Regions from separate parts of the Homo sapiens genome. Here region 1 is linked to region 2. Evidence: chromatin loops called from intact Hi-C (ENCODE). Cell type or tissue: Calu3. All regions are shown on one strand. Links, peaks and the distances in the headings refer to the core of each region. The heading gives the core; the rest is flanking DNA. Region 1 overlaps CRIM1 (cysteine rich transmembrane BMP regulator 1). Region 2 has its middle 380 kb from the start of CRIM1-DT.

The links. Hi-C counts contacts between places; a loop is a spot of excess contacts. Peaks named below come from ENCODE experiments on the same cell type or tissue, not always from the same donor. Only the 100,000 strongest peaks of a DNase experiment are listed, where the experiment ranks them.
Region 1: a loop joins it to region 2, with 6 times the contacts of the local background. A loop is called at or near these places in 7 of 110 quality-filtered maps.

What each region holds. Positions count from the first base shown.
Region 1 is chr2:36,500,545-36,517,151 of GRCh38, forward strand. It overlaps CRIM1 (cysteine rich transmembrane BMP regulator 1), which reads left to right. Exons shown (of 17, transcript NM_016441.3): 9 at 9,439-9,595; 10 at 11,729-11,850; 11 at 13,012-13,221. Among named protein-coding and RNA genes, the nearest start is that of FEZ2, 89 kb to the right of the region's middle. RefSeq lists an enhancer at 6,849-7,393. In Calu3, for the core only: a CTCF peak has its summit at 6,986 (motif pointing left); a DNase peak (open chromatin) is centred at 7,007.
Region 2 is chr2:35,964,327-35,980,933 of GRCh38, forward strand. No RefSeq gene overlaps it. Among named protein-coding and RNA genes, the nearest start is that of CRIM1-DT, 380 kb to the right of the region's middle. In Calu3, for the core only: no CTCF peak of the experiment used is centred there; DNase peaks (open chromatin) are centred at 9,015 and 9,615.

The sequences.
Region 1 (16,607 bases), core at 3,544-11,543, 530 kb after region 2:
GGCCAAATATAACAAGAAATTATCCGAATCATTTTAAACCATTTTCTAACTAGTTGGGATATTTTTGAATCTCAATAATGTGATCTTATACTTTATGCCTCCCAGCTTATATTAAATAAGCACAACTTATATATCCTTATCTAAATCACTGAATTAAAATAAACTGCACAGAACCAAGGACAAAGACCTGCAGAATGATGCTGAACATAGCTGCTTACAGTAGTCCTAAGCATTTATACCTTGAGTAGAGTTATTTAGCTGACAACATATATCTCCACAAGAAATCTTGAAAGACACTTCGCCCGTATCTTGTCTGAAGTCAAAATATATTGCAAAATACATCAGAGCATTCCTTTGCTGGAAACCCTATTTTTAAAATGAGCTGAAGTTATAGGGGCCTGGCTTATTTTTCCAGAATCTGTACTGGCTCCTGGTAGTCAGTGCTTTATTCCCCTAAATGTCACAAATCATATATTTAACAATTATTTCTGAAGAATTTTCAGTTGTGAATGTCAATTTATGTAGTTTTTAGAACACTTTGTCCCTTTTGAATTGACATTTGGCCTATTTTCTTAAATCTCTTTCCATTCTCTTCGATCTCTCTCACACACAGTACTGGTTCTGTAATAAGCGGGCTTTCTGTGGGCCTGTGGTTGTAATTACCATGGCTCAGAGACTTGGACTTAACGTAGACAGATGCTCACTTTCTGATTTATCAGTTATCTCAGGCTTTAACATACCACTTAACCTTAATTATTTGTCACTATTTTAAAAATATTTTTGAAGAAGATACAAAATAGGAGTTAAGCCATTCTGCTTCCTCAGTTACATGTGACCATCACACTATCTACAGTGGCGTTAGTGCTAAAACTGAGTTTATAAAACGCCTGTTGGCCAGGCGTGGTGGCTCACACCTATAATCCCAGCACTTTGGGAGGCTAAGGTGGATGGATTGCTTGACCTCAGGAGTTCGAAACCAGCCTGGGCAACATGGCAAAACCCCATCTCTACAAAAAAAAATACAAAAGCTAGCCAGGCATGATAGCAAGGGCCTGTAGTTCCAGCTACTCAAGAGTCTAAGGTGGGGCGATCTCTTGAGCTCGGGAAGTCGAGGCCGCAGCTAGCTGTGATTGTGCCACTGCACTCCAGCCTGGGTGACAGAGCAAGACCCTTTTTCAAAAAACTAACAAACAAAAAAAAAACTCTTGTTGAGCTTGTAGTTACTACCATCTTTAAATTTCCTATAAGCCTCTACCCATTTGGGGGTATTCTGACTTCCTACACTTGATTCTGTTCGGGGAAGGGTCAGTCCCTGTTGCCTTTTATACCTCCCTTTAGAAAGCCAAGTTCACTAGAGTTGCCTTGGCAGCCCAAGTTTTCTCAAATGGCCAACCTTGTTTTTTGAACAAGATAATTAGTAATTGTCATGAAGTGTTTATATTTTAATCCTTCTAATGCCTCTTACATTAAGAAAGCTACATCTTTCTTAACATGGGATCATATATATTAATACATTTTTTCTGAGTTTCTAAAAAGTCTAAAAATACAGATTTCATTGTGTCCAGTCACCTCACCTACACTTGCGCCTGGGTTTTGCTATTGTGAAATCTTGGCCACCCGGTCATGCTTATCTAAGACTTCGGTCACTTCACACGGAATCTTTCATCATTAAGTTCAAAGAAGCAGTTTCCCTCAACTGCCTTTGAAGGAAGAGTCAAAATATGTCCCTTGGCAAATAGTCACTGGCAAATAGTCATTTGGCAAGTTGAGACTATAAGGAGGATGCATATTTACCCTATCTTTAGGTTAGTGTTTTGTTTGGCATTTTAAAAGGATCATCAGCATGTGCTACCTGAGTGCACCTCTGTTTCATTCACACTTAGGAAGAAATAGGTACAGGAGGAGACCATTGCATTTTGTATCAATAAATTTATTATTTGCAAATTGTACCCATTTATACAGATAGCTGGCCTTCCTTCCTTCCTTTTTTCACCTAATATAAACAGAGCACCTGCCACATTCTAGGTAGTATTCTAGGTATTAAGGCCACAAAGATGACTAAAATGCAAGACCTTCCCTAAGGAAAAAAGTCTTCTGTAGCATAAACACTCATGAAATATCACTACTTTAAGCCAAAAGCTATAACGTACAAATGTAAATTATTTTAAGAGGAAGCTTTGGTCCTTCAGCAGAACCCAGGCTTATGTTCACACCAGAGTAGAGAAAGAACTGCCCGTCTCCCAGGGCTCTACTTGGTGCTCAGCAGATACTGGCTGAGTGAATAAAAAGGAAACCTTCAGGATCAGAGATGCCTTTGGATATCATTCTTGCCTGAGATCTCCCTTTGAGGTCTTGCTATTCTAATAATATATCCATCTTATTTTGGATTCTTCTTAAAGTTAGTCTTGTCATCTCGCTCACTGCCCCACTGTATACCTAAAGACTTACTTCAACACTGATTGGAATTTTTCAGGTTGTCCTATACAGAAGTCTAGACATACAGCATTCTGCTGTCACCTCCCCCATTCGTATTAGCAATCCAGGTTATTTGGCAACTTTGGAAGCCACACCTTTGGGATGTCAGTCAAATCAAACCAAATTTCCAGGTCCTGGGTTTTGTCAGATTCTTGCGATCGTATGCAACTCTCCTCTCAGGCTCTGCACAGCAGCTTTTGTGTTGCACAGAAGCTGAGAGTGTGACTGGAGTCAGACTGCCTGGGTTTGAATCTTGGGTCCACCACAAATTATGCTGACTTCCACATGGGTAATAAAGGCAAGTTGCTTTACTTCTTTGGGACTCTGTGTCCACATATGTAAAGGGCAAATAATAGTACCTAACTAATGGGTTATTTTGAGGACTAAATAAATGAATGAATGCAAAGCTAACTCTGGCTGGCATATGGCCGTTGCTTACTCTGCACTGTAACTATTTTATAGCATCTTCTTCTGAGTCGGCCCAAGCTAGCCAACATGGAAAGCCCCCAGCGTCCCCGCCCCCCTTTGTTCCCACCCCATCAGCCTGCCTCCAGTTCTTCCTGCCCTCTAAGGACACTCACACCAACAGCTTTCCTTTTACTTTTTCATTTCATTGTAACCCTCAAATATTATCTTTCTCCTCCTTGGTTTTAGAGAAGGGAGTTTCTTATAGCCAACTATGGAATAATAGGTTGTTTTTTTTCTATTGCAGCTGCTTTATATAGGTATTTATTTTGTCCCAAATTCACCCTTACATTATTTTTCTGCATCCCATCAAAACCTTTTTCACATACAGTAGTCCTAAGCATTTATACCTGTTTTCTCTTAAGGATTAGGCCTAGTTTCCATTAGCTTCTAGATTTTTTTTTTATACAGGGTCTTGCTTTGTTACCCAGATTGGAATTCAGTGGTGCAAACACAGCTCACTGCAGCCTCAACCTCCCAGGCTCAAGCGATCCTCCCACCTGAGCCTCCCAAGTAACTGGGACTACAGGCACTGCCACCACACCCAGCTCATTTTTTTTGTATTTTTTTGTAGAGACAAGGTTTTGCCACATTGTCCAGGCAGGTCACGAACTCCTGGCGTCAAGCAATCTGCCCGACTCGATCTCCTAAAGTGCTGAGATTACAGGTGTGAGGCACCGTACCTGGCCCTTCAAGATTTCTTAAAACAAGGCCAGCACCCCACAAGTATTTCTTCTGTCTTCGTTGATTTGTTGTTCTTCATTCACTCATTATTTTATTCATCTAGCATTTGTTGAGTGCCTACTATATCCTAAAGAAGATTAAAAATAGTCCTTACCCTTGACTCACATTGGTAATTTGTTGGTAATATTAGTCATATGTTAATATGTTGTAAAGAGACAACATAATCTAGCATATTTTAGGCAGTCACATTAGGATTGAAATCAAAACCCTATAGAAACATGTGCTTCAAAAGTATGTGGCAAGTATATGATACAGAATTCTTTCATTTGAACATAACGTAATTTGCCGTTTTAATCGGTAACAAATAACATTCTTGTAACACTAAGAAAAGTAGTACTCCAGGACATACAGAAAGTTTACATTATCCCTGACTCAGTTCCTCAAAAACTTGTTTAGAATAAAAAATGTTTTTAAAAGTATGATAGCAACAAAGTTTAAAACTAAAATGATTTTAAAATGATATAAAGCAACTAGTAACCTAACACTTTGTAGATACAAGCTTTTAACAACATTGCTCTTTAACCAGTGTCTTTTGCTAATAGACGTAATATACCTGCTTACTACATAAACTCTGTATGAAAGGCATCTGCATGAATTAAGTAGCATCAGTCTTTTGGCATCTTAGTGTACACATCTTTAAATCAAGTGGATTTGATCAGATTATTTGTAAGTTCTCTTCCAATTTTAACATTCTTTAATTGTAGACATTAATAGTGCTTTTTCTAGAAACTGATGCAGACTTGTAGAATTCTGCATCAGTCAGCAGAGAGGAAAGAGCCTTCATATTTTTCATGAAATATGTATCTGAATCAAACATCACAAGAAGGTTGCAGCATCAAATATAGGGAGGCAGGCTCCTTGTTTTATTTCACTGTAATTCTAAACTAACACCTATCAGGGTCAAAATTGGGACCACCATTTGTAATGTTGCATTTCTTTACTTAGTAGTCTTGGGAACTTCATGGCCATCCTGAACTGATAATAGGTTTGTAGGAATTGCCAGCATCTAAGAGTTTAAAATACACTAAGTCCTCACTTAACATCCTCTGTAGATTCTTGGAAACTATGACTTTACGTGAAATGACATGTAACAAAACCAGTTTTACCAGAGGCTAATTGATATAAACAAGAGTTAAGTTCCTACCATATATTTCTGGTCACGAAAACATCACCAAACTTCTAAATAAAGACCTAAAACATTTCTAATAGTAACAATTAAAGTAAGCATGAGTTATATATACATTTAAGAAAGGTTAACAAAAAACAAGTACAATGATGATTCCCCATTTTTAATGAATCAGTGAGTGATAGTGGTTGTAGTGGTGCTGTGTTGAATGACATGTAACAAAACCAGTTTTACCAGAGGCTAATTGATATAAACAAGAGTTAAGTTCCTACCATATATTTCTGGTCACGAAAACATCACCAAACTTCTAAATAAAGACCTAAAACATTTCTAATAGTAACAATTAAAGTAAGCATGAGTTATATATACATTTAAGAAAGGTTAACAAAAAACAAGTACAATGATGATTCCCCATTTTTAATGAATCAGTGAGTGATAGTGGTTGTAGTGGTGCTGTGTTGAATCAACGAATAAATGTTTGCAAAGCAAACATTGTAAGGAGCACCTCCTTCTGCCATGCAGTTCAAACACATACCATACCCAGTGTGGCAGGCTCACTGAACGCTGTTGTCCTGCAGTGTTTATTGTTGTACGTTTGTGTGATTATCACCTGCTTTAACAGATTTGTATTTTATAAGAATTTGTATTTATTCACTCATTTATTTTCCAACTTGCTTATTCCAGTCCAGGGTTGAGGGTGGCCACAGCCCATCCCAGCAGCTCTGCAAGCTGCAAGGTAGGAATCGACCTTGAACAGGACACCATCCCATTGCAGGGTGCACACACACACACACACACACACACTCTCTCTCTCTCTCTCTCTCTCTCACACACACACACACACACACACACACACACACACTCAGATTAGGACCATGTAGATACCCCAGTTCACCTAACGTGCACATCTTTGGGATGTGAGAGTACCCAGAGAAAACCCACACAGCATGAGAGAACATGCAGTCTCCACACAGAGAGTGGCCCCAACCGAGAACTGGTTTTTATTCCCCTCCTAAAAGTTATGACACAATGATGTTGAACAAAACCATTGCTGTTTGAGGACCTGCTGTACTACAGCAAAGAAGTATGCAGTACTCCTCTAGGGGACACCATCCACAGTGTGTTCTCCATGGAGGTTACGTTGTATTTATATATAATGAATGGCGCCCCCGACAGCTGTGTCACGTTTTGAGCATAGGAGCAAACATTCCTATTTTTCCAGAATGAACAGAGTTTTACTACATAGTTGCTATCGACCGGCCATGCTGTACAGGCCCTGTACTTTGCCATTGTTCATCACTTTCTCTTCAATCGTAACTTCTCCCCATGTATTAGAAAGCAATTTTAGATCACGGTAAAGTCATGACGCTGAAAAATTAGGAACATAAAGCCACCTTTTTCTGCGTGGTTGCCTCAAGTGATGTACTAAAGCTTTACAAACAAACATATAAACCCCTACCCTTCTATGAATACTGTTTTTCTACTCTTTATTTATGTTTTTATTTATTTATTTTTTTTTTAGACACAGGTTCTCACCCTGTCACCCAGGCTGGTGTGCAGTGGTGCAGTCACAGCTCTCACTGCAGCCTCGACCTCCTGGGTTCAAGTAATCCTCTTGCCTCAGCCTCCCAAGTAGCTGGGATTACATTCACTCACCACCACACCCAGCTAATGTTTTATTTTCTGGCAGAGGCAAGGTCTCACTATGTTGCACAGGCTGGTCTCAAACTCTTGGCCTCAAGCAATTCTCCCACCTCAGCTTCCCAAAGTGCTGGGATTACAGGTTCCAGCCAGCCGCAGTCAGTCTCCTCTTTATTTAAATGTTTGCTATGATGATGCATTTCTCTTAAGAAAACTTCATAATTGACATATGTGGATTTAGGACTACCTTCCAGTTTTTAATGTTGTCTATTTCTGAACTAGAAGATGGTATTTTGAGATGTTTTGGCAAGTGCTAGTATTTCAGGAAAATTTCAATGTTATCAGAGTAAGTTATTTTCATGCTGTCATTTCTCTGATAATATAGCAGTCTTGATGACAGTGGAGGAGTAGGTAACAAGAACATTGATTGATGCATTTAGTTAGCAAATGTTGTTGAATACCCACTCTGTACCAAATACCATGGTTGTCCCTATACAGTGTGTGCCTAAAGATACTAGGGCCTGGGCCTAGAGCTCCCTCTATTGGGAAGCTGAATGTAGATGGGCCAGAGCATAACATGCAGGAGAATGGTCCCAATTCAGGGCAGCACTAGAGCATCCCACTCCTAGGAGGCATAGCCAGTCTCCTTCTAATGAATGTCCTGTATTTTTATTTAAATGTACCAGCCTTTGTTTGAAATTCCATTCCATTGCAAAGCAGAGGTAGATTACAGACTAGTTTTTATCACATTGTTTAAACTTGAATGGAGACACAACAGTTTTCTTTAAAGGTGAAGCACATTCAAGATCAAGGTCTGTGGAAAAACTCCTTCTTTATTGCAGGACCAGAAAAATAAAGGCACCAAGGTGCTCAGGCTCCAAAATTGCAGGGAATTTAATCCCAAGGGATGTTGACTGACTCTGGGAGGTTTTCAGGGTGTTTTTAATTCATCTGTTTCCCAACATAATTCATTTGTAGCCATGACCTAAGCATTCTTGTGACAGAAAAATGGGTTCACAATTGACATCTGTGTTAGAGAAACATGACTAATAAAGTCTTCTTTTTTCACCATTCCCTTAATAATGGGGAATGAAAAATTATGACCTTTCAAGTCATATAATTACAAATTTCTAAATGAACCATTTAGAATTTCTCTTTTAAGGATGCAAATTAGTAATCAGTTGCTTTACAGTGTAATACAGGCACATGAGGTTATATTTATATGTGTAATAAAAGGTTTATGATAATGACAGAGTAGAAAATTACACCATAAATCACATTTTCCTTCTTAAAAGATAGCAAATTAAATATGCAAATATTGCCAACTGAGATTCACAAAAGATGCTATCTTGAAATATTTATGTAAAACACGGACCCATTTCACCTATTCATTGTAGTTAAGTTTTAATTTTAGATTATAATATAAGTGTGTTTTGAGGGGACAGATGCGTTCTGTTTTTCCCAGTGACTTCTGTGTTATTACAATATTCATGCTTAAAGGACGGCCAGATAAAATAAAAATTTGTTCATCATTCCAATAATTAGACTCTGCTTCCCATTTCACCAGTCCATGTAGAACAATATTCAAACATTGCTGTACTTTGGCCATCACCATATTAACTTCCCTTCTTTAAATTTGATTGTCTTTCAAATTCTATATTTAATTCACACAGGTCTCAACTTGCTTGCTTTATATAATTAAGCATGCTTTTTTTCTTTTTAACCTTAAACATTTCTATTTCCCTTTTCTCTCGTAAGCCCTATATAACCTTTTAAAATCATTTTAGAAGACTTCTATTAGGCTAATAACTTCAGTAATGTTGCTAGTCACCATTGCTACTTTCCTTTTTGCTCTTCTAAAATAGTATTGTAACTGACTAGCAGAGGACAGTTAAACATCACTCCAGATTCTGCTAACGGGATACTTTGAACACTTCAAATAGTGGTTACTTAAACCTTAATATGAGTATTTTTTCAACACACACATTTTTTAGCCTGTGAACTAAAAAGCCTATTATGTAAGTATATCCAAATACAGGGGTATTTGTCAGCACATAGAGAAAAAACATATCTAAATGTAACACTGAATATTTTAATTACTATCATTTTGTAAAAGATGTACTTTTTTGAAAGTAATAGTAAGAAATCCCTTATGCTGCATACAATATGCAGTATTATATGATAGCATCTAACACCCATAAAAGTAGTTGTCATGTGGATATTTAAAAACATGCGTTATGGGATGGGCGCAGTGACTCACACCTGTAACCCCAGCACTTGGGAAGCTGACACTGGCGGATCACTTGAGGTCAGGAGTTCAAGAAGAACCTGGCAACATTTAGTAGAGAAGGCGAAACCGCATCTCTACTAAAAATACAAAAATTAGCTGGGCGTGGTGGTGCATGCCTGTAATCACAGATGCTTGGGAGGCTGAGGTGGGAGAATCACTTGAACCCAGGAGACAGAAGTTGCAGTGAGCCGAAATCACGCCACTGTACTCCAGTCTAAATGACAGAGCGAGAGATTCTGTCTCCAACAAAAGAAAAAAGGACATGCATTATTATGGACATGCAATAGAAATAAAACATATAATGAAAATTGGACTGTAAATTTCTAATTCCCACATAATGTAAATGGTCATCAGTGGTTTGAAGTGATTTATAAAGTTCATGGAAAAATGATCTCAGTCATTAATTGTAATAGTTATCAGCCTGCTGTTCACTCAGAGCCTACCAGATTTGAGTACACTTTAGAAATCTATGCATTTCAAAGTTGGACTTTATTTTGTTTATTATTACCAAAACATGGAGTCATGTGATAACCATGAAATAGCACAGTCTATGCTTTTTAATGATAACCAGTGCCATGGTAGAGCTGAGAAATTGAGATCTGTGGAAGAGTGGAGGATTCAGGGACCGTATTTCAGCATCGAAGTGTTCTGCTCTGTTCATCTTTGGAAGAAACATGCCGTCTCTGTGTCTTCACAGCCGAGGAACTATGTTCAGAACGTAAACAAGGCTGCACCTTGAACTGTCCCTTCGGTTTCCTTACTGATGCCCAAAACTGTGAGATCTGTGAGTGCCGCCCAAGGCCCAAGAAGTGCAGACCCATAATCTGTGACAAGTATTGTCCACTTGGATTGCTGTACGTATTTGTTAATTCAGAAAAGCTATTATGAAGTGCAACTTGGTGAAATGTTTCTACACATTTTGTTTTATATGTTGTTTGTGAATTAATCTATGGTATATTGAGCCCAGAATGTCTATACTTGTTTTGTTAGGTGATTCAGAAAGCAGGGAGAAGGTTGTATCTCCAAAAAAAAAGAATCAAGTTTTACTTTTACTTTTTATGGACATGGGCCAGACACACCCTTTGTGCCTGTTATATGAGACTTTCCCATAGCAGAGTCCTTTAGACACTGCTGGCAAGATTAGGAGATGGAATTGTGAGGTCCCAGTGTTGGAAGTGCTACAACTCTTCACACCTGTCCCAAGGTCTATTTGTGATCATTTATTTAACACATACTTTAAGATCAATTGAAGACCGACCCCCCACTCACTTGAAATACAGTGCATCCTTAGCTGCCATGCCTAGGTGTCTCACCTTGGAACTAGTCAGCGTTTCGTATTTTTTTCTTTATCTAGCGTTAGATTTTTATGAATTTTCTTGGAGCTAAGGGCCATTACTTTTATTTTTTAATATACTTTATTGAGTCAAACCCCATGAGAATCTAGATTATTCCAGGGGGGGAAATAGACACTTCATATTTGTTTCTTTCGTGTCTGTATAAGCACCTATATTTGCCTTTATATCAGGTTGATGCCTTTAGAAAAATCACCTTAATTTATATTTTTCCCTTTGCTGTCTTTCTTTCATTTCAATCTGTCTTTCCAATTTGATATGTTTATGTAGTGCTAGATTCCTTTTCTTTTTTTTTTTTTTTTTTTTCAGGCAGGGTAGTGCTCTGCCACCCAGGCCGTAGTGCAGTGGCACAAGCATGGCTCACTGCAGCCTCAACCTCCCAGGCTGTCAGTCCTCCCACCTCAGCCTCAGCCTCAGCCTCAGCCTCCCGAGTAGCTGGGACTAGAGGCATGCGCCACCATGCCCAACTAATTTTTGTATTTTTTGGAGAGATGGGGTTTCACCATGTTTCCCAGGCTGATCTGGAACTCCTGGCTCAAGCGATCAGCCTACCTTGGCCTTCCAAAGTGCTGGGATTACAGGCATGAGCCACTGTGCCTGGCCTAGTGCTAGTAATTATAAGGGACTTAGACCTATCATCTCTTTCCCATCTTCTGTCAGTCATCTTTTTCATTCTTCATTTAAAAATTCTAGGTTTGGGAGGGGTCGTCTTTATAATTTTCATTGGATAATTAAATTGGAAACATTGTTCCGTAAAATTCCCCAAATAAAATAATGAATCATCATCATTCTTAATCCTAAAATAAGAATATGATGTCAATAAGAGTATTATGTCTTAGCCTAACTGCTCATATAAAATGAAGTAGTTGTATCACAATAGTAGGTAGCTTCAACCACTTGCTACAGTATCATGACAGTTCAGAATCAAGGCTGTGTTCAAATCCAACCGTCATGTTGGAGAAAAATCTCTTAGGAGATTGTAGATTTCACTTTGTATTCCTGTCAGCACATTCAGGGAGGACCCAGTTGGACACCTTGGACAACTGAATATTATACTGGCTAGAACACATGTGTTAAGGACACACACCAAAAGAGAATTCTTGGCCAGACACCACGTGGGAGTGTCAGGATGAAGGCAGCAGTTGGTGCCCCTTTTATGTACCTGCTGACTAAAGAATTACTTTCTGCATGCAGCAGATACTTCCAGAAGGGAGGGAGGGAGGGAGGGACGGATGGATCGTAGGTGGGTGGGTGGGTGGATGGATGGAGAAACAAATGAGTACACAGATAAACCAACAAAATCTCCTTCACTTTCCTATTCATGGAGTTGCACATTCATCTTTTTATTGTGGTGTACCACTCTCCCTAATTAAATCAACAGTCATGTCATTGAGATTCTGAGAGCCACATCCTAGAAGCACGTAAGTGCTTGGGCAACTCTCTGCCTTGGTCATGAGTAAGTGGTGGTAATGGCCACAGGGAGCTAATTACCCATCACTCCAGGAATCTTTGAGAGCAAAAGTCAAGTCATTCTGTTTAATAGCAATATCACTTTATTGACCCTTGGTCTGAGTGCTTGGGCATCATTTGAGACTTTGTGATTTTCTGACCTCTGACAAAATTTTAATTACCCAGGAAGAATAAGCACGGCTGTGACATCTGTCGCTGTAAGAAATGTCCAGAGCTCTCATGCAGTAAGATCTGCCCCTTGGGTTTCCAGCAGGACAGTCACGGCTGTCTTATCTGCAAGTGCAGAGGTAAGTGTGTACACATGGCCCTTCCCCCTCAAAGCAGCCAGGGGCACCGAAACAAGGAACATAAGGACACCCTGTAATGAAATGGTTTCGGTGGTTGCTGCCTATTCTAACACAAATGTCAGTCTCTGTGGGACCGTCCCACAGGACTCCCTTTTCCTTTCATTTTTATGAAGTAAAAGCTCAGAATAGAATGTAAAGTAAGTATATGATGGACAAGCACATTGACTAAATTAATCACTTCCTAGCTCTTTTTACTTCTATCAGGAACTTTAGCCTAAAGCACAATTATCTGAACCTCTATAGAGCTTCTCTCTGTTCAGGAGTAAGATTAATAAAACTGCAACAGTAAATAGCCCCATTTCAAAGTTCTAGAGGGTGGGTATAGCTCAGAAGTTAGCTGCTGTATTTCCAGATAACAGTTTTCCATGAGAATTTAGCCTTTGGCTGAATAAGCACATGCCAGCCCACAGCTGTGAATAAGCACAGAGCCTGGATATCCCTGCTGCCTGAGGCTTCTCCAGGGAGCTTCCTGAAGCCACTGAGCATGCACCCTGACCGCCGTTTCTGCCTTTACCCCAGCTCCAGCCCTGCTGCCTATCCCTTTTTATGTTGTACTTGTCAGCATGATGCACAGATTAAACTATAAAAGATTCCTAAACTTTGTTTTACGATTTTTCAAAACTGGACAGTTACCACCTTAATGGTGTTTCTAAGGGGTTGGAGTAAACAAAAATCTAGTCACTGCTTTAATTGTTCTGCTGAACAAAACTCTGTTATTTGCAAGGGGCCCAGGATGTCCCCATTGGATGAAGCTTCTAGAGCGATTTTTCTGAATACATTCAACATATTTGTAAAATTTGTTATAAAATCAGTGCTTGTTTATTGTATAAAATATGAGAAAGTACAGTGGAAGGAATAAAAAATCAGCGATCATCCCACGAATTGGAGAGAAACTATTTGCCGGTTTTTTTCTCTCTTTTCTTTTTTCAAGATTGAGAACATACTGACTTAAATTCTTTTCATGAACATGTCCCATGTCACAAACTGTCCTGTGTTAGACGTAATTGTTGGTGGCTGGGGTCCAGTCCATGTACAGACTCTGTAGCCTGTTTCTCCTGTGCAGTAGCCACTTCTTTACCAGGCTGCCTTTTGTCTGTCCAGAGGCCTCTGCTTCAGCTGGGCCACCCATCCTGTCGGGCACTTGTCTCACCGTGGATGGTCATCATCATAAAAATGAGGAGAGCTGGCACGATGGGTGCCGGGAATGCTACTGTCTCAATGGACGGGAAATGTGTGCCCTGATCACCTGCCCGGTGCCTGCCTGTGGCAACCCCACCATTCACCCTGGACAGTGCTGCCCATCATGTGCAGGTAAAAGCTGGCTGCCATCTGTGTGCTCCATAAGCAAATGACTTCTGCCTTGCAGGGCCCTAGACACATTTGTAACTCTGGGGAGGTTGGAGGGGACAACCCCTGGAACACTTTTCAGCACTGTGTGGTTTTTGTCAACCACCACCACAGAATCATCCAGGCACTATCAGTGAAGAACCAAAGACCAGAGAAAATTCTATCATTGTAGAAATGGCTCTCCTCCTTTTTGAATGATTGACTCAGTTATGTAAGGTCTTTGGACTACATTTTTGTAAAGGTTTGTGGGCTGATGTTCTTACATTCCAGCTCTCCATTTTATTGATAGCATATTAAGTCTGAATGTCCTCATTAATATGAGGGGATTGGTACTAGTTTTATCCCATAAAACCTTATCACATTTAAAGTAATGTTTGAGAGGGAGAAACTTTTTGAAGTCTGTGGCTATTGCTCTTTTTTAAATTAATAGACATGTGGCACTCTTGCCAAATGGAGAGATTTAGAGTGACCACACGTCCAAAACATTTAAAATCATAATCATGGTAATCAGGATAAGTTACTAGAAAACCAGAACAGATTTGTAATTCAAGGGAGTCTGAATTATGATTGTCAATAACAGTAATTATAACCATAAACTTCATCTAGTACGTTTTATCCAAAGAGCTCAACACAGTCTTATATCTATTATTTCCCTCTCTGTGCAGGCCACTTTGAGTTAGGGAAAAACACATTGAGGCAGTTTCTCATTTGGAAAACAGACACAGAAAGATTGACTGTCTTACCAAGAGTAAAATAGTATGTCCACCAAAAGGCCTGGGAGAAATGAAGTCTCTCAAATCTTGTATCAGATTTCTTTCAAAGTTAAGTCTACTGTCAGATTTTGGAGGATGATTGTTTTTCCTCTGGTCAGTCCAGGTCCTGTATCTCCCTGTGCGTGAGTCCACCTGTGCAAAAGGTGTAGCCGGGAGCCTGAGGCCTGGTCCTTGTGCAACAAGACTAGCCTGGGAGGGAAACTGACCTTGTTCGCCATGGTTGGGGAGCAGGGGAGAGGGACACTTGAAGTCCCTTTCAGCTCTGAGATTCTGCACAGCTCAATAGCTACAGTATCAGAGTGACAGGCAGCTCCCATACCTTGTAGAAAACGAGATTACAATGCAGAAGAGATGACTCTTTTTATTTTGTTTTGTTTCCCTGTAGTTCAGTTAGAGGTGCTCCATGTCAGAACTCTTTCCTTTTTTCCGATATTTTGCTAGTTAAGTGTGAAAAACTGCTAGAGTCCCCTGCATAAGAAGGTAAATGAGGACTTTAATATGATAGAACTCTGTGTTGACTCTTTGGGGAGGGAAAAATCATGTGTTTGCATGAAGACCCCTGCTTTAATTATAGGTGTGAATGCATAGAGGAGGGATTTGTACCTGGGTCTTTGCTAAACATGTCCTCAATGAAGAATTCTAACAGCTAGATTGGTAGAAATGCAAAGACATTAAGAATGGATAATTGACCTGAGAACTGAAAATCAGTAGAACCAGAAAGATCTTTCTCTATTACAGAGTCATGGAAAGTTCTTACGTAAGCACACGTGAAGTTGTTGTTGATACCTTACTGTGGGTGTGTCAACATCTGGATATACGTGTATGAAAACACATTTCTGTAGATGGATGTGTAGAGGTAAATGTTTTCTGCAAATCTTTAGCATGTTGCCACATAAGCCTCCTTCTGATTAGAGACTCCAGAGCTGTTGCATTCACGGACTCCTACTTTAAAGAATATTTTTCTCCCCTCTTCATTCCAAGATCAGCTGTTTTTCTTCTTGGGATACATGAGTATCTCCCGAACTCTTCTAATGAATATTTACTAAATGATAGTGTCTCTCAGATTTTCTGTCTTCCATACACTCTACATTTGAGTTTCTCTTTTGTCTCCATGTCTCTGGCCCCTCTTGTGTTTTGCCTTGAGGCATATCGTACGGCAAAAAGGTGAGCCAGAAAGCATACCTGCAAACACGCACGTCAGATTTCTTCTGACCACTTCCGTACATGTCAGCATTTAACAAGGCAGTAATTGTCAGTCCTCTCTAAGCCCTTTTTGAAAGCAATAAGGGAGGCTTTTGCTATATTCATTTATCGATACTCTTTGGGACTTTTTGTTTCTCTGTAAACCACAGATGCACATTTACCATCTTGTTCAGCACAGTTTTCATTGTAATTCTCTTCCTCTCTCTTGTTCTTATACTGGAAAGTTGGTTACAGTTGCTTGTGAATGTAAGCATTGATTGATGAGTATCAGTTTTCTGTGATACTGTCCCTGGGTCTAAGTTCCAGCCTTTTGTAATTCCCTTGAGATAAAGCTGTATTAGAAGTTGTTACCCTCTTAACTGGAAATCAGCCCACATCACTTAATTTCATTAGTATTGTTGACTCTCATGCTAACCACCACTTTGAAAGTCATAGCCCCAATTCACTCCTAAGAAGATTTCAGCTCTGAGCATCTCTGCATATATGGGCCCATTCTGGGGCGTGACTTCCACTGAGCTCCAAGCATGAGCTAGCCGTGATGTCTCCAGACTCTTTCTCGGCGGGATTCAACACTGTCAACACATTCCTGAAGTGCTTGTTGCATTTGGATTACGTGACTATGGTTAATGTCTTCATACTTCTCATTTCCCCAGCAAAACTTCAGGGCAACTCCCAGCCCCTCTTCAGACATTTTCAACATTAAATTCCCTCTCTATCAGTGTCATCTCTCCAAGAGACCAAAACTACCTCTCCTCTGGGGAAAGAAATGATAGTTTTCACCAGCCTGCCAGCATTTACCTCTCTTCATGATGATATTGCCAAGCACATGTTTAGTCTCAGGTGAGGGTTTTCAGACTGTTGATTCTACAGGAGCATTCCTGCTCAGTTTGCTGGCAGCTGGCTTAGATTGGGGTGTGGCCTGCTCGACAGCAGGACATATTTCCAAGCATAAAAGTACTCAGGATCCCAGAAATAATAAAGCAGATAGGGCATCGATCATTTGGAAGTTTTATTTAATCTGGAGACATATCCATGATCCAAACAACCATAGACTTGGGTTGCAGTTTCCCTCGTCTCTCCCTGAGCTCTCAGTTTCCTCATGCATAAAATAAGGTGACTGTAAGGAATAAATGAAATAACACATGTGAAGTGCTTAGCATGGAAATAACTGAACCGTACCAAGTATTCTGTAAATGAGAGATCTGAATCCGAGACAGTTCCTACACATTCACAGAAATGCCAGAAGAGGCCCCTGTTCTCATCTCTAGAGTGGGAGTCCCCTCCCTGTAATTTAATGATCTTATTGAATTCTCTTATTACTGTTGACAGACTTAAACCACTTGAACCTCACGTCCTAATATTAGCTCTTTTGCC
Region 2 (16,607 bases), core at 5,524-13,523:
TCACCTGAGCTCAGGAGTTTGAGGCCAGCTTGACCAACATGGTGAAACCCCGTCTCTACTAAAAATACAAAAAATCAGCCGGGCGTGGCGGCAGGCGCCCTAATCCCAGCTACTATGGAGGCTGAGGCAGGAGAATTGATTGAACCTGGGAGCCGGAGGCGGCGGTTGCAGTGAGCGGAGAGATCACGCCATTGCACTCCAGCCTGGGCAACGAAAAACAAAAACAAACAAAAAAAAGTACGTTGGAGACCTGGAGTAAATATGGAAAAGGTAAAGCTATTCTTTGAGATACTTATTTAGGAGATCCCTCTATAAGGACTCTGTTTACATGGACCCTCCCCTGCCTTTAGTTGAAAACTGACAAAAGATTTAGACCCTGACTGCAAGATGAGTTCCTCCTCCTCTTTCAGGCTCTGGTCGGTTCCATAGACCTCTGCAGGGGCAGCTGCTCATCCAGTGAAATACTGGAGCCCCTCTTTCCTTAGTTCCCCTTACCATAGCTGTGGCAGGCCAGCTAATTTTTCAGATATAAATCTACTACATACACTAGGAGAATTCAACAAGAAAACAATTCAAAAAAAATGGAGACCACGTATCTACAGACAAGTTTTCAAAGTCCATGATCATAAAAGGAAAACTCCCTAAGATCCCAAAGTTGTCAGAAGGTACTTGTCTTGTCCTAGCTTTGTTTCTCTGATATCTTCATGTGGTGAATGTGGTTTACACGGAGTTAAGATGCAAAATTCTAGGTTTTAATAAAAGGAGTATGTTTGCTGTACTGCACAGAAAGGATCATTAAGCCCAAAGATTTTGACAACAATTAGGATAACTTTTTGGCGGTTTAGAGCCAGAGAAAGGGCAAGGAAAAGATCCCTTTGAAAATAAATTGCCTGAATTAAAAAGAGGAGAAAGGAGGAGGAGGAGGAGGAAAAATATGACAAAAGTTTTTCGAAGTGTTTTGTAGGAAAACAGAACTTTCTTAAGTTTTCCATGATAAAGCCCAGAATATAAGGTGGATAAGGATTCTCTTTTAAAAGTCCAGAAGCTAGGCAATTGCACACTATGTGGCTAAGAATTCCCTTAATTTACTCAAATAAGTAGTGGGATAATGCATACTCTGGTCTCAGAAAGAAGAAGAGAAACCAGAGCAAATCGTGACACAGATATTGCTTTTAACCACATAGGATTAAGAATGTCATTATTTCTCAGAGAGAAAAGATTTGAAAATATATATTATTAAAATTAATTTTAAATAGTAATAGTGCTTAATTTAACTGGATATAATTTTCATACTAGTTTATCTCAGTTTCCTTGGATGGGCTCCTCAGCTTGCAGACCTCTTGATGGAGAAACCACAGCTTACTCTGTGATGGGCAATTTTATATATCAACTTACATGGGCCACAGATGCCCAGATATTTGGTTAAACATTATTTCTGAGTGTGTCTGTGAGGGTGTTTCCAGGTGATATTTGCATATGAATCCATAAACTGTGTGAAGTAGAGTGCCCTCCCCAACGTGAATGGGCCTCATCCAATTCAATGAGGGCTTGCATAAAACAAAAAGGTAGAGGAGGGAAGAATTTGCAGTCTCTGCTTAACTGCTTGAGCTAGAACATCAGTCTTCTCATGCCCTCATACTGGGGCTTACACCACCAGCTTCCTGGGTCTCCAGCTGTCAGAAGACATCTCTTGGGACTTAGCCTCCATATTTGTGTGAGCCAATTCCTAAATATTATACACATACACACACATAATATACATATATATGTGCATATATACTTAGTGTTTGTGTATATATGCATATATTTAAAACCTGTGTGTGTGTGTGTGTGTGTGTGTGTGTGTGTGTGTATTCCTCTGGACAACCTTATCCCTTTTCCATGTTTATATCCACTTTCTAGAAAATGATGTCATCTAGTTCAATGGTTTGTCATTGTTGTTTTTGAGAGAAGTTCTCACTCTGTCCCTCAGGCTGGAGTGCAGTGGCATGATCATGGCTCACTGCAGCCTCGACCTCCTGGCTCAAGCGATCCAACCACCTCAGCCTCCTGAGTAGCTGAGACCACTGGTGCGAGCCACCACACTTGGCTGTTTTTTAATATATTTTTTGTAGAGACAAGGTCTCCCTGTGTTGCCCAGCTGGTCTTGAGAACTGGCCTCAAGGGATTATCCCACCTTGGCCTCCCAAAATGCTGAGATTATGGGCATGAGCCACTGCACTTGGCCCAGTTCAGTGGTTTTAAATTAGGTCTATACACTGAAAATTCAAAAATTTGTTTATTCCCTATATCCTCTAGATTATAGACTTGTATATAACTGCCTATACAATATATTCACTTGTATATCTCATAGACATCTCAAACTTACTATGTCTTAAAATGAACTCAATCTCTCCTACACATCCACTCTTCCCATCTTTTACATGTCAATAAAAGGCAACCTCATTCACCTTGCTAGGCCGGGAACTAGGTATTATCCCTGACACATTTCTCTCCCAAAATTTATATTCAGTCCATCAAGAAATCCTGCTAGTTCTTGCCTTCCAAGTTATATTCAGTATTCAATTGCTCTCTATAGCTTTCACCTTTACCTAGTGAGCCCTAATGAATCACACAGTTCCTTGAATCCATACCCCTTTGTAGTATGATTTTGTCTTCTCCCTTCAACAGGTGGAATCTATTTCTCTACTAGTTGACGTAAGGGCACGATTTATGGTAAATACAAGCTCTTACACAAGGAACAGTAGATAAAACAGATATCTTAGAGGTACTCCTGGAACTGGGGTTAATCAGAAGGCACCATGGCAAATTAGCGTCCAAGATGGAGTTGCCTCCACACTAGTCCTTGAAAGTTGTAAGTTGCTTTGACCAAGACCAAGTTCAATGCTTCTCTTATGGAAAAGTACTCACATTATTCTTTTTGTTGTGAGCTAAACTAGCTGGTTTATTTATGAAATCACATTTTGACTTGAAAGCATATCTGACAAACTATAGTTATTCAGAGTTGATTATTTGGAAGAATATTTTCCTTAAAAATGAACAAATTACCTGTCACTTCAAGTATAAAAACGGACAGGATTTGATTCTGGTCATAAAATTTTGAGTTTACAAGGGAAAATTGGAATTTGGGAATACTTGTATTTACTATGGTGAGGTACATAGCTTTCCAATACTTAGGGACTATACTATACTATACTATACTATACTAATGAATAATATGCACCAATGTTTTGATAATCTGTATAACTCAGGGAACCTAATATTTTCCAAATGACCAATGCATGATATCCCAAAATAACATTCAAAGTGTAAGAGAGACCAGTGGATTTTAGCATAACAGAGTATTAAAAGCACATTGATATGATTGCAGATTTATCATTGCAACTTACCTTTAAGAATCTAACACCTGTAGAATTTTAGCATAGTATCAAAGAATATCTATAATCATCTTTAAAAGCTAATAAAATACTTCCTCTTGCCTCACACATTTGTGTGAGGCTGACTTTTCTTAGAATACTTCAACCCATATAACCTATAACAATTGATTGAATTCAGAAGCAGAGATGAAAATCCAACTGACTTCTAAGAAGAAAAGAAATCTGCAATAATTGCAAGAGATTTGCATTAAAAAGATTTGCAGCAATTTAAAACAATGCCACTCGCTAAATTTTTTTTGTTTTAGAAAATATACGATTTTTTCATATAATGTTATTTATGCTAATATTCCATGAGTTTATTATTATTGGATGTTTTTAACTTTTGTCAGTTTAATTTCCAATACATGTAATATATATTGATTAATATAGCTCACACAGAATAAAGTTCTCTGATATCCTCAATCATTTTTAAGAGGCTAAAGGAGCCTGGAACCAAAAATTTTGAAAATTGATCATTTAAAAAATTCTGGTCTAGACTAGTAGGGGATGAAAGATTAATAGCCTCAGCCAACTTCCACACATGTATATCTGACTGTGTGAGACCAAGGAGCCCCCTGCTATCTTGACAACTGTCTGAAAATGCACAAGTGAGCCATGAACATGCCAAGCACATTTCCACCTCAGGTCCTCTCAACTCGTACTCTGCCGGGAATGTGCTTTCTTCCAAAACAGAGCTGGCTTGCTACCTCACTTGATTCTGGTGTCTGCTCAGATGTCACTTTATCAAGGATACCTTCTCTGATTACCTTATAAGAAACAGCAAATAGAACCTATCATTTTCTATCATGTTATCCTGATTTAATTTTTCTCTTTTAAATTTTAATTTTTCTTATGAGAAATTCAAAAGTACAAACAATAGTATAACAAACTCCTGATATACTCATTACCTAGATTTTTAATTAATAACATTTTAACATGTTAACTGAATCTATTTTTTTATTGATGAATTATTAAAGAAATCTAGACATCATGACATTTTACTCCTCTTATACGCTTCAGTATATGTCCCCAAAACATAAGGATATTTTCTTATATAACTGCAGGATTTTTACCATACTTAAAAAAATTAACAATTTTTAATACAATCATATTTCCCAAGCTGACATAAAATGTTGTTATTGTTGTTTTTTATTGCAAATTCTTAAAGGTAATATTTATAAACTGTTTAAGATTTTAACACTTCCAAGAAAAAAAATGGCGGTTCTGATAGCTCTGCATCCTCCACAATATTAGCTAATACCAGTCTTTTTTACTGAATCTTTACTAATGGATGTGTAGTAGTATCTCATTTTAGTGTTTTTATTTGAATGATGAACAACGATATTGAATGCTTTTCATGTGTTTGTCATTCATGTCTTTGTGATGCAAAATGCTTATTGGTCTTTTGTCAATTTTTTCTTGCTGTTTTTGTCATGTCAGATAAACATTTTATGAATGTTTTATCACAGTGCCTGTTCTATTTTCTTAAAGCTATCTCTATTATGAACCAAAGTTTTAAATTTTAATAGTATCTAGTTTATTATTTATTTTTATGATGTTTGCTTTCTGTGTCCTAAGAAATCTTTGCCCACTCCATTCACAAACACATTCTCCTGTGTTTTCTTCTAGAGGCTTTGTAGTTTTGCTTTTATGTTCATTTTCAATCTCAAATTACTTTTGGTGTATGGTGTGAGGTAAAGGTTGAAGCTCATCTTTTTGCATATGTGTATCCAACTGTTCCATGTGCTGAAAAGACTTTCTCTTCTCTGCTGAGTTGTACTAAGAAAAGCATAGCTTCGTTATTGTGGTATTCGTGCCAAAAATAATTACCTGAATCTGAGTTTGGTCATTAGGAAACATTAAATGGACCAAAGATGAATGTCATCTTACAGAATGTAAGGCTTGTGCTTTTTAAAACTATCAATGATATGAAATCCAGGAAAATATTGAGACCTGCTCCAAGACAGAAGAGACTGAAAATAAATCATGACCAAATACAGTGTTTGTTCTTGGATAAGATTCTGGAACATAAAGAAAAAAGAACCGTTTTAGATCACTTGATAGAATTTGAATGGTGTCTGTGGATTTGAGGGTAGTGTTGTATCAATGTTCATTTCCTGACTTGGAAATAGGTATGTGGTCATGTACTTTGTTTTGGAGTGTTTAGGGACAATGGGGCATTAAGAGTACAACTTGCTCTCAAACATACTCTAAAAAAATAACAAATGATAATGGAGAAAGTGAGAAAGTGATGAAGCAGCTGCAATGAAATAGTAATAGCTAAGAAACCTGGATGGAGGGGCAGGGAGGATATAGTTCTTTGTTCTAAACTTGCAACTTTTCTGTTTGTTCAAAATCATTTCAAAATAAATTATTATAGAAAAGAATTAATCAGAGTGGCATTCAAGACACATTGCTTTAGGCCAGTTCAAAAGTGATTGCAACACATTTGGAAATAATTTGGGTAAAATATAATCAAGAATCATAAAAAATGTCTGTATTCTTTGACTCAGCAATCTAATTCTTGAGAGTTTACTTAATATTAATCATAATAAATAAAGTATGCAGAAAATAAGCATTGCAGAATTATGTGTGATAGAAAAAAAATTATTAAAGAGCCCCAATATTTAACAATGAGGGACAGTTTAAATCATGTTACACTGACTTGATGAAATATAGAAGTTAAAAATAAAGTACAGAGACCTTTTAAGAGAAACAAAATATATGGTTAACTTGGAAGCAGAATACAAAAATTTATCTCTTAAAGTTTATAATTTAAACAGTGTAATTTTCAAGTACAAAGGAATTGGAGATACATTTGTGTTTCTTCTTATGCTGGTATAATGTTTTTTCCATAATAAATATTTTATGGGAGTTCCAGCACCAAGTGACTACAAACTCTGTGAGTTTGAATTTCAGTGGAAATCAAGTAAAAATCTAATAACAGTTATCAGGAGCTCTTTTAATGACTTCCGTCCATTAACATAGAAAAAATGCCAAGATGAGCATGAGTAAAAATTAAAATGTGTGCAGAATAAGCACATACAAATAACCTTATCTTTGCTTAAACACTTCGTAGCTACTCTATGAAACACAGGTAATAATAATAATGTAAATGGTTGTGGCTGTGAAAAGAGACATTTTGAAAAAAACGCAATGTGATTTAGTCATTAAAAGATGATGGAATATAAGTTGAATTCAGGGTTTTGAACTTAGAAAATTAGCAAAAATGATAATTTTATTAACAGAAAATAATTGAGAGGGGAAATTTGTCTTATGGGTAGAATGATGAAGTCACCCTTGGGTATGTTTCATCTAAGGTGACAACTAACTTAAAAGTGTGTATTTGGGAGTATCATGGTAATATAGTTCAAAGAGGATGGAATGAGAGGCGTAACTTAAAAGTTGTATTAATATAGCTAAGGGTAGATAAAGATGATTTAATTTTAAGGCAATATCTTGAAAGCAGAGACTGAACAGCGGAATAAATAAAGCTTTCTGAATTTTTACTTTAAACAGAAATATCTCTCTTGTTGATGGCTTAGAGCTCATTCTTGATACTTATCTAGTCTGACAACCTATGCCTTTCAGTTGGAGTTTTTAGTCCATTTTCATTTAATATTATTGATATGATTGTATTTTGGTCTATTATTTTTGTTATTGACTGCATGTTTATGTCCCCTCAAAATTGTATGTTGAAATCCTAACAACAAGTGTGATGATATTGGGAGGCAGAGCCTTTAGCATGTAATTTAAGTCATGAGGGTGGAGCCCTCGTGAATGGGATTAATGCCTTTGTTAAAGAGATGCCTGAGAGCTCTCTTGCTCTGCTCTTGACCATGTGAATATACAACAAGAAGTTAGCTGTCTGCAGCTTGGAACAGGGTTTTCTCCAATGTCTTCCTAAACTGCATGACCTCTAATATGAGTTGACCTCTTCTAGCTCTCAGCCTTGAAGCAGGAAATCTCTTCTAGGTCTTGTGAATACTGCCCTGCATATGTGCAGCTCAATCCTTGGCCAATTATATATGAGGAACTCCCACAAACTTCTGGATTTTCCTCACCGTTCAGCTCCTCTCCTTAGGTATGCTGTTCCATACCTGCAGTTTCAGCAGACTGGAACTTTAATCCTCTACTTCCTCAGCCCGGCAGTATGACTATTCTGCTCAGGCTCTTTAGGTTGATTTAATCGCAATCTTAATTTTTGGTGTTAATTATTACTGTTTTACTTGTCTTTCTAGTTGTGTGTGTTATACGTGAACACATATATGTGTTCTTTTACTTTTAATTTCCAGCTGACATGTTTACTGTGTATAGTCTATGCTTTTATACTAAACACTATTTTTGATATTCATATGTGCTGATGCATGTAGCTGTGGCTTCATTTTCTATGATCTATCAACATATGAATATACTAAAATATAGTATGGCCATCTTACTGCTGATGAACATTTGCGCTGCTTCCACTTTTTTGCTATTACAAAAATTTTGCACAGGGTGGTGTTATACACATCGTCAGGTATACACGTGCCCCTGTTTCTGTAAGCTCTGTGTATCTACAAGTGAAATTTTCGAAGTCTTTGGTATGGAAATTTTAAAACTTAAAAGATAATTTCAAATAGGTTTTCAAAGAGCTCTTTTCAATACACTCTGAAACACAGCCCATGAGAGTTTCCATTGCTCAACATACTTATCAATATTTAGTTCTATCCAACTTATAAATTTTAGCCACTATGGTGGATGAAAATCTTATTTTATTGTACTTAATCTGCCTTTCCCTGACTACTAAGGAGGCTAAGCATATTTTCATATGTTTGTGGGTCATGCATATTTCCCCTAGCAAAAAGTATCTATATATACTTATTGCCCATTTTTCTACAATGTTGCCTTTTTAAATTTATAGGCATTCTTTATATAGTATGGGTATTAATAATATCTTGGTTATGATGTTTATCAAATAGCTTGGCTTATCTCTTTCTCTCAATGGTCACTTTTGAAGACCAGAAGTTTTTCATTTGAATATAAGCAAATTTCTCAGTCTTTTCCTTATCATAAGAGCTCTTTGTGTCTTGTATAAAAATTCCTCTATACTGCAAGGATGTGCCTTTATTCTCCCTTGTTCTTTTCTGAAGTTTTACAATTTTACTTCTGTTATTTGTTATTGTTCCAATTGAATTTGATGTTTGTGTATGTTATGAAGTAGAGATTCATATTCACCTTTCCATTCAACAGTATTCCCAGTATCATTTATTGAGGAGTCCCTTTTTTACTCTCTGTTCAGCCACACCAGTTCCTTTAATTATCATACTTTCATATTTGAGCATGAATCCATTTTTAAGCCCACTATTCCAGTCCATTGTTACATGTGAACTGGCGGATCTCCTTTTTAGGTTGCTGCTATAAATATAGTCCCACTCCCTACATTTTCTGGTCTCTGTGGCTTTTTAGACTTTCTGGCTTTAACTCTCAGTTTCATATTCACAAAAAGAGGATCCAATGGACCCAAATTAATCAGATGTCTACTCCAAGTCCCATTAGATATAACATGGGATCAGAGTCTCCACATAGCACATATATGGCCACTAGGGGCCCACCTCTACCTCCAGACAAGATGAAGCCTTTTGTTCCCAGGAATGGTAGAAGCATCATACTGTAACCATTCACAATCTCAGAAAAGTTTGACCAAATTCTTTTCAGAAGCTTCTCAGCAAAGAGCCCCCAAAATAATTCTGAAAATAAAATATACTTATTAACAAGACAAGGATTTATTCGAATGATAATTGATAATACTCCAGAGGGTGCTATGGAAGGAGCATGTGTATGTTGATGGCAGGAACTTAAGTTCATACAACTTTTCCAGAGAGCAAATAGGCAGTATCTATCAAACACTTTAAAAAGGTGTAGACCTTGTGATTGAATAATTCTAAGACATTATCTTATGAGAATAATCATAAGTTTATGAAAAGATGTCTTAGGGCAGTTTTCCCAGAAGCAGACCCCAGGCAGGGATTTATTGCCAGTGATTTATCAAGGAAATGCTCCCATGGGAAAGTGGTAAACAAGTGAAGGAAGTAGAAGGAGAAAAAGAGAGGAAGCCAAGTAAGGGTGCGATTTCAGGGAACGTTCCAGGCAAGCGTCAGCTGATTCTTCAGGGAAACTCAGGAGTTGAAGTCATGCCTTGGTGTTGTCCCATCAGAGACAAAGTTCCTGTGCAGTCATAGCTGGACACCTGCCAGTCATTGTTTAAGCACTGAATTTCCAAGGCACTTAATGACGTTGTTACAACAGGTGTTTTATTCACAGAGTTAATTATAATAGCAAAAAGAAACCAAAACAAAACTGAAATGATGTAATTAACCATAAAAAATAATAAAAATATCATCATTAAACATCTAAAACTTAATATTTAATAATATTTAATATTTAATAAAATGGCAAAATGATCATGACCATGCGTTTTAAATAGCAAAATATAAAATTATGCACACAGTAAGAGCTAAATTATATTGTAGGGAGGGAGGGATCCCACATTAACATGTATGAATATAAATAGGTAAGTTGCATCAGGCTTGATGCCGAATCCCTTGTGGACACATTTAGATGCCTCAGAATTGGCCAAATGAAGTTTTCTGTAACCTCACAATATGTGGCTAAAATTTAGATGAAGCATGAAAAATTTCAGCAAACAAGACTTTAAAATATATACATATAAGAAATAGAAATTTTAAATGGAAATGACTTTTTCAACCTTAACTATAGGATTGGCACTTTCACATTACTGTGTAATCCATTTAACATCCCTGGGCAACAAAGAACTTTATCATCCATGGTTTACACCTGTTTCAAGCAGCATTTTTCTGATCTCTTTTAAAAAATGAATTCTAGATTATACCAGATTATTTAATTTTATATATATATATATATATATACACACACACACACACACACACACACACACACATGACCCCATCACATTCTTTACATTAGGGTTTATTTTACTATAGTAACAGTCCTCACAGTAAAGCAGAATCTGAAAATGCATGTAGAACTGTAAATTAAATGTTAAATATCTCATTTTATTTTATTGCCTCTAACAAAAATGAATCATTTATTTTAAAGTTATTTAAAGGTTATTCTAGAGATATATAGCAAGAGCATTATCCTAACTATGGGTAAGAAATTTGCTTTGAAAGATAATTTATTTATTTTAAAAATTATTTATTTTTTATTGCTTATCAGCTTAAGGAGATTTTGGGCTGAGACGATGGGGTTTTCTAAATTATACAATCTTGTCATCTGGAAACAGACAATTTGACTTCCTGTCTTCCTATTTGAATACTCTTTTTTTTCCACACATTATTCCTCACTTTTGAAATCAACTGTATTCTTCTTTCATGTTTTCAGACACTATTTATTTTCCAAGACCCAACTCCAATCCCACCTCTGGTGATATTTCTTCAAATATGTTAGTTTGGATTTCTTCTCATCTCTTCACTTACAGGCACTGCTACACAGTTTACTTCCTGAATGGTCTTGGTTTAATATATACCTTACATCTTGTTTTGCTCCCAGCTAGACGGTAAAATTAGAGAGGGTAAATACTCTAGATTCTATTCTTGTCTATACAGCAACCATTACAGTTAAGGGATTATAGTAGGTTTGAATATATATATATATGTGTGTGTGTGTGTGTGTGTGTGTGTGTGTGTGTGTGTGTGTGTATACACATACATACATACATATGTATGCATTGGCTAGTAATACTTTGTCTCTATTCTATAGAAAACAATTTACTGTCTAGTTGGATAAACAGCCAATGAAATTAATGATTGCAATATGCTAGATAGATAATTTTAGCATGAAGAACAGCCATTATCACAGAGAAAATGTAGAACCACCAAAGGATTTTGCCCATAGAGCGACATGATTAAGTTGCATTTTTTTAAAGTCACTGTCAGCATGATGGCTGGAGATGGGGAAGCTACAGTGATAAGCCAGGCACTTGTCTAATGGCAGTGGCACTGTAGAGAGACAAAGAGATTAGATAAATACTTAGGAGGTATAATTAATAGGCACAGCTGTGGAACATATAGGGAGGTTTAAATGGCAGTTTTCAGGCTTGAACAGTGGAGTGAACAGACATATTATTTAAGAGAAAAGAAGAACAGATATGGGAAGATGATGGCTTCATGTTTGATCATGTTGAGACTGCGGTATTGAATAGCCAAGTAGAGATGTTCAGGAAAATATGCTAAGATGAATGTCACAAGAAAAATGTTTGATGGAGTTGAAGATTTAGAAATCACTTGCATATAGATATTAATTATAATTTAAAACCATGGAAGTAGATGGGCTCTACCCAAAAAAAGAGGACATGATAAAAAGAGAAAAGGACCTAAAACCCCAAGAAGTACCAACATTTAAAAGTTAAATAGAATAGGAGCTCTCAAAGTAGACTGAAATGAGAGACCAGAGAAACAGAAGGAAAATCAGGGGAGTGAGATCTTTGGAAGACAAGAGAAGAGAGCGCTTAAAGGAGCAGTTAGTAGCTTATAATGTTAAATGTTCCCAAATGACCAAACAAGAAAAGGACTGAAATGTGGGCATTTAATTTATAGATAAAGGTCATTCTTGACCCAAATGATTGTGGTGATGTAGCAAAGGCAGGGCCAAATGAGAGTAGGAGAAGTGAATGGAAGGTAAGAGAGTAAATACATCAAGTAGAGAGAACTCCTTCAATTGTCTATTCTTTTGTCTATTCTATTTACACTGTGGAGTATATTACAGAGTTAGTTGGTTTTCTAAGTCAGTATAAGGCCCAATCAAGGTTAAAGTTTATGCAGATTAACTGTTATTTTTAACAACAATCTATTAATCTATTAAGAAGTCCTTAAAATAGATTACAAGGACTTCTTTGATTTGTCTCTTATGTGGCTGAATTCCTTGATCTTTGAGGCCACTCCCCAGCATCTCATCATGTTTACGTCCTGTTACCCGAAAGTACCAGAGTGTTTCAGGCTTCCCATTTTTATACACAATGCTTTTCTCTGCATGCATTGCATTTCACGTCATACTTTCTCCACCTGACAAACTCCTCCACATCCTTTTATGATTCATTCAGCTCCCCTTCTCTTCAAAGCCTCCCATGATATTTTTCTCCTTCGATGTAAGAGAGATGCCTCTAATACCAACACCGTGCTTTGTATCTGTCTCTTTTATGGCAACTGTATAGTCCAAATCCACACACTTTGAGTATTTCCTTAAAGGACTTTGCCACATTTTCTTTGAATAGAGACAAATTCCTCAGAAAATCATAGTTAGCAATGCCTATTTTATTATAATCCACTGAGATCTTATATTTTCCACAGCAAGGAGAGGTATTTTATGTTACAATACCTAAAAATAATTTTTGGTTGTTTCTAATATTAAGCAGAGATGACGTGTATGAATACCATCAATATCTGAAATGAACTGTAGCACACACTTCCATAATGGAAATAGTTCTTAAGGTCAATTTAACCATTTACTGAATTTTCCCATGTCTCACAAATGTTATCAGCTTTAGGAAGTAATGAGTGTGTCACTCCCAGATGAAGTTTAGAAGTATTAGGAGCCACCATGTTGGAAATGAATATGAGGGGAAAAAAAGCTCTATAGGAAATAAGGATTTGGGAGAAAGTAAAGAATGATCTTTCTGTCCCTCAAGGAAGAAAACAACTCTAATGGTGATGCTATAATGTGCAAGAAATGGTAAAAGATAATAATCCTCTTCCAAACTATTAGCCATCATTAAGTGGAAAATAAAAGTAAAAATAAAGAAAGTAAATTATATAATCTTCAAATTCAGCTGACGTATTGATGAACTAAAATGATAGGAAATAAGATAAAAATGCATTGTTAGTAAAATGCATGAAAGGGAGATTCCATCCTGAATATAGATACTAGTCAGATATTAGAATTACAGAGATTATTATGCAAAATATAATCATTCTGGAGGAAAATAGTATGATCAATTTTGTTAAAACCTATTCAAACCTATTTTGTAGCTCATTATAGAATAGAAAAGGTAATTAAACATGTAAAACTGCTACCAAATCCAGTTTCAAAGCATTAAGCCTAGAAATATTTATATTCCTTTTAAAAATAAATCTAACATAGAACTGTAGATTCAGAGAGTATGAAGCAGAACAGATAAATAATGCATCCAATTTAGTTAATAATTTTTCTATTTTTTCTCTGGACTGAAACTCTGCACAGGCATGGAAGCAAATTGCTTCAGAAACTATGAGAAAGGAAATCAAGCTAGTAATATGGAATTGGACCAAACATAGACTATGATGTCAAAAGGATTTTTTTTTCAGAATCAATAGGTGATGAAAGACTTATGAAAATTATCCAGAGATTTATTTGATCAAAACCATATGGCATCCCAACCAAGGCAGCTTTGTAGTAAAGCTAGTCAATTTTTGTATGGTTGGTGCTCAAAGCATGCCTTTTTTTTAACAACAAAAGTAATTGCCTTTCAGTTTCCAAAATATAGCGTGTTAATATTATTTTTAAAAATTTTGAATTGGTAACACATTCACACTTTTCAATATGAAAGCAATACAGTAGAAAGTCTGATTGCTCTCTTTGTCCCTCACTCAGTTAAACTTTTGTGAGTTTCTTGTTGCATATCCTTTCAGTTTCTTTATGAAAATGAAAGTGAATATGAATACACCAGAGTGTTTTCACCCTTTTTACCCAGGAAAAGTTACAGTCACTGTTTCTCACATTATTGTTATCATTAAATGCATATATTGGAAATCTTTCTATAGCAATAGCATTTTCAGATTTATATAAATTATTTTGGGAAAAATATACATTATCTCATAGTATTTATGATCTTCTAATTTTCACTCTTTCCAAATTACTTTTACTTTTTTTTCTGTTTTACATTTTTGCTTTCTTTTTTTTTGATAAAGTTAGATTGTGGTTTATCTGTCTTATTATTTGTTGAAATACAAATAAGTACACATAAAATATATACATATATAATTTTAATGGAAACTCCACTATATATTAAATTGGAAAAACTGACTTCTTTGTAATTTTTATCTTCCCATCCAAGAACAATGATATGATCTTAATTTTGCCCAATCTTTTTTGTCATTTAGCAAATTTTATTTTTCATGTTTGTTCCTTGCTTTCTAATTAAATATCTTACCTATCTTTTGAATGCTTGAATAGTAGGAGTCTAGCAGTTGAATAAATATTCTTCTTCATATTCAGAATGGTTCAAAGTGCTGGATTTCTTTTTCTTTTTTTGTTTTTGCAAAACATAATTATTAAGTGAAAGTGCTTTGGAGTCCATTAGGTTGTCTTTGGACCCACACCTCACCATGTTCTAACTGTAGGACTTTGGGCAAGTTATCTAATCTCTGTGGGCTTCATTTTTCTTATCTGTAATATGAGAATGATTATAATAATAGTGCCTTTATCATAGGCTTGTTGTGATAATTAACTGAGTAATAGATATATGGCCTAGTAATGTTCCCTGGCATAATAAGCACATGAAAATGATGATAATGATGATGATAATGATAAAGTAGAAGAGTCACTTGATTTGATCACCCTGGCAAGGAATGTGCAAGGGGTGGGTATGTGTGTTTATGTGTGTCTCAATAAACATCTGCTTAAGCAAATTCAATTTGCTTCCCTTTAATTGTCACAAAACTAACTTATTACCAATTATCCTGTTTCTCAAGACAAAGTTGAAGAATGCACCCCTTATTCCTCTTTCTCACATACCTCCAACTCGCAGGCAAGTCCTGTGGTTTTTCCTGTAAAATATAACCTGATTCACACTCCTGTGCATAGTCTCCACTGCTAACACTGCATTCCAAACCTTCATCTCCAGCGTGGTCTGTTGTATTCACTTCCTAACACTTCTTCCTAGCTCCATCTCTCATCCTCACACAGCCTTTTCATATAGCAGCCATAGCGGTTTTTTTTTTTTTAATTTAACTTAAATTAGATTTCATTATTCCTTGCAAAATTTCCTAGTGGCTTTCCATCAGATGAACTCCAATTTATCTACAGTGGCTTAATGGACCTCCATGATGTGACTTCTGCCTGTATCTCCAATGCGAACTGGCATTCAGCTCCTCCCTCAATCCACACCAGCCACAACGGCTTTTCTGCTATTCCTTGGACAGCCACGATCTTCCTGCCACAAGACTTTGTATTTGGCTTTTTTTGTTGTTGTTTGTTTGTTTAATATTAAAATCTAACCCTTAAATCTACTATATAGATGGTTTTCTCACTATTTTCAGGTCTTGGCTCAAATGTGGGGTTGTCAGATTAGAAAATAAAAATGCAAGACGCCTAGTTAAATTTGAATTTCAAATAAACAATAAGTAATTGTATATTCTATGTCCCAAACGTTGCATGTGACATACTCACGCTAAAAAGTTGCCATTTATCAAAAATTCAAATTTAATTGCTCATCCTGCATTTTATTTGACCATATTACAATTATCTCCTCAGAGAAGTCTTCTCCGATTACTCTTTATACGATAGACTCCTCCTTTTCTCTCTTACTCTCTAATTTCCTACTAGCTTTATTTTTCTTCATAGTACTTAAAACAACCTGAAGTGTTTTTTACTTTTTCTGTTTATGGGATAATTTTTCTATGTAAAAATGTAGATTTTATGAAGACAGAAAATTTTTCTTTTATTAAACCCTATTTCCAATGCTCAAAATATAATGGATGCTCGAAATACATGTAATGAATGGGTGGCAAACAGTTATGCTAAACTTAACACACCCAAGATCCTTTCGTACATTTTTTTTGAACATGGACTATTTCTAAAGAAATTTAAAGGTAATTCTATCATACAGACTCGGAAATTTAAAAATCAATGTGAGACTGTTCCTTAAGACACCTTCATGGACAAACCATAAAACGTCATCTTCTTCACTTTTATGTTACCCTTATGCAACATCCAGTCTCAGTTAAGATTCTTTCTTAGATGGTTAAAAACAAATTAAAATCTAAAGCAGAACATTAACTTGTAGATGTAGGAGAAAATTAGAATTCGACCATTAGAAATATGAAGTCTCAGAAACCTAAAAGATTTTCCCAATGCCATGAAGTTAACAGAAGCTAACTTTTTAAAAATACTTTTTACTGTTTTATCTCTTCTGTG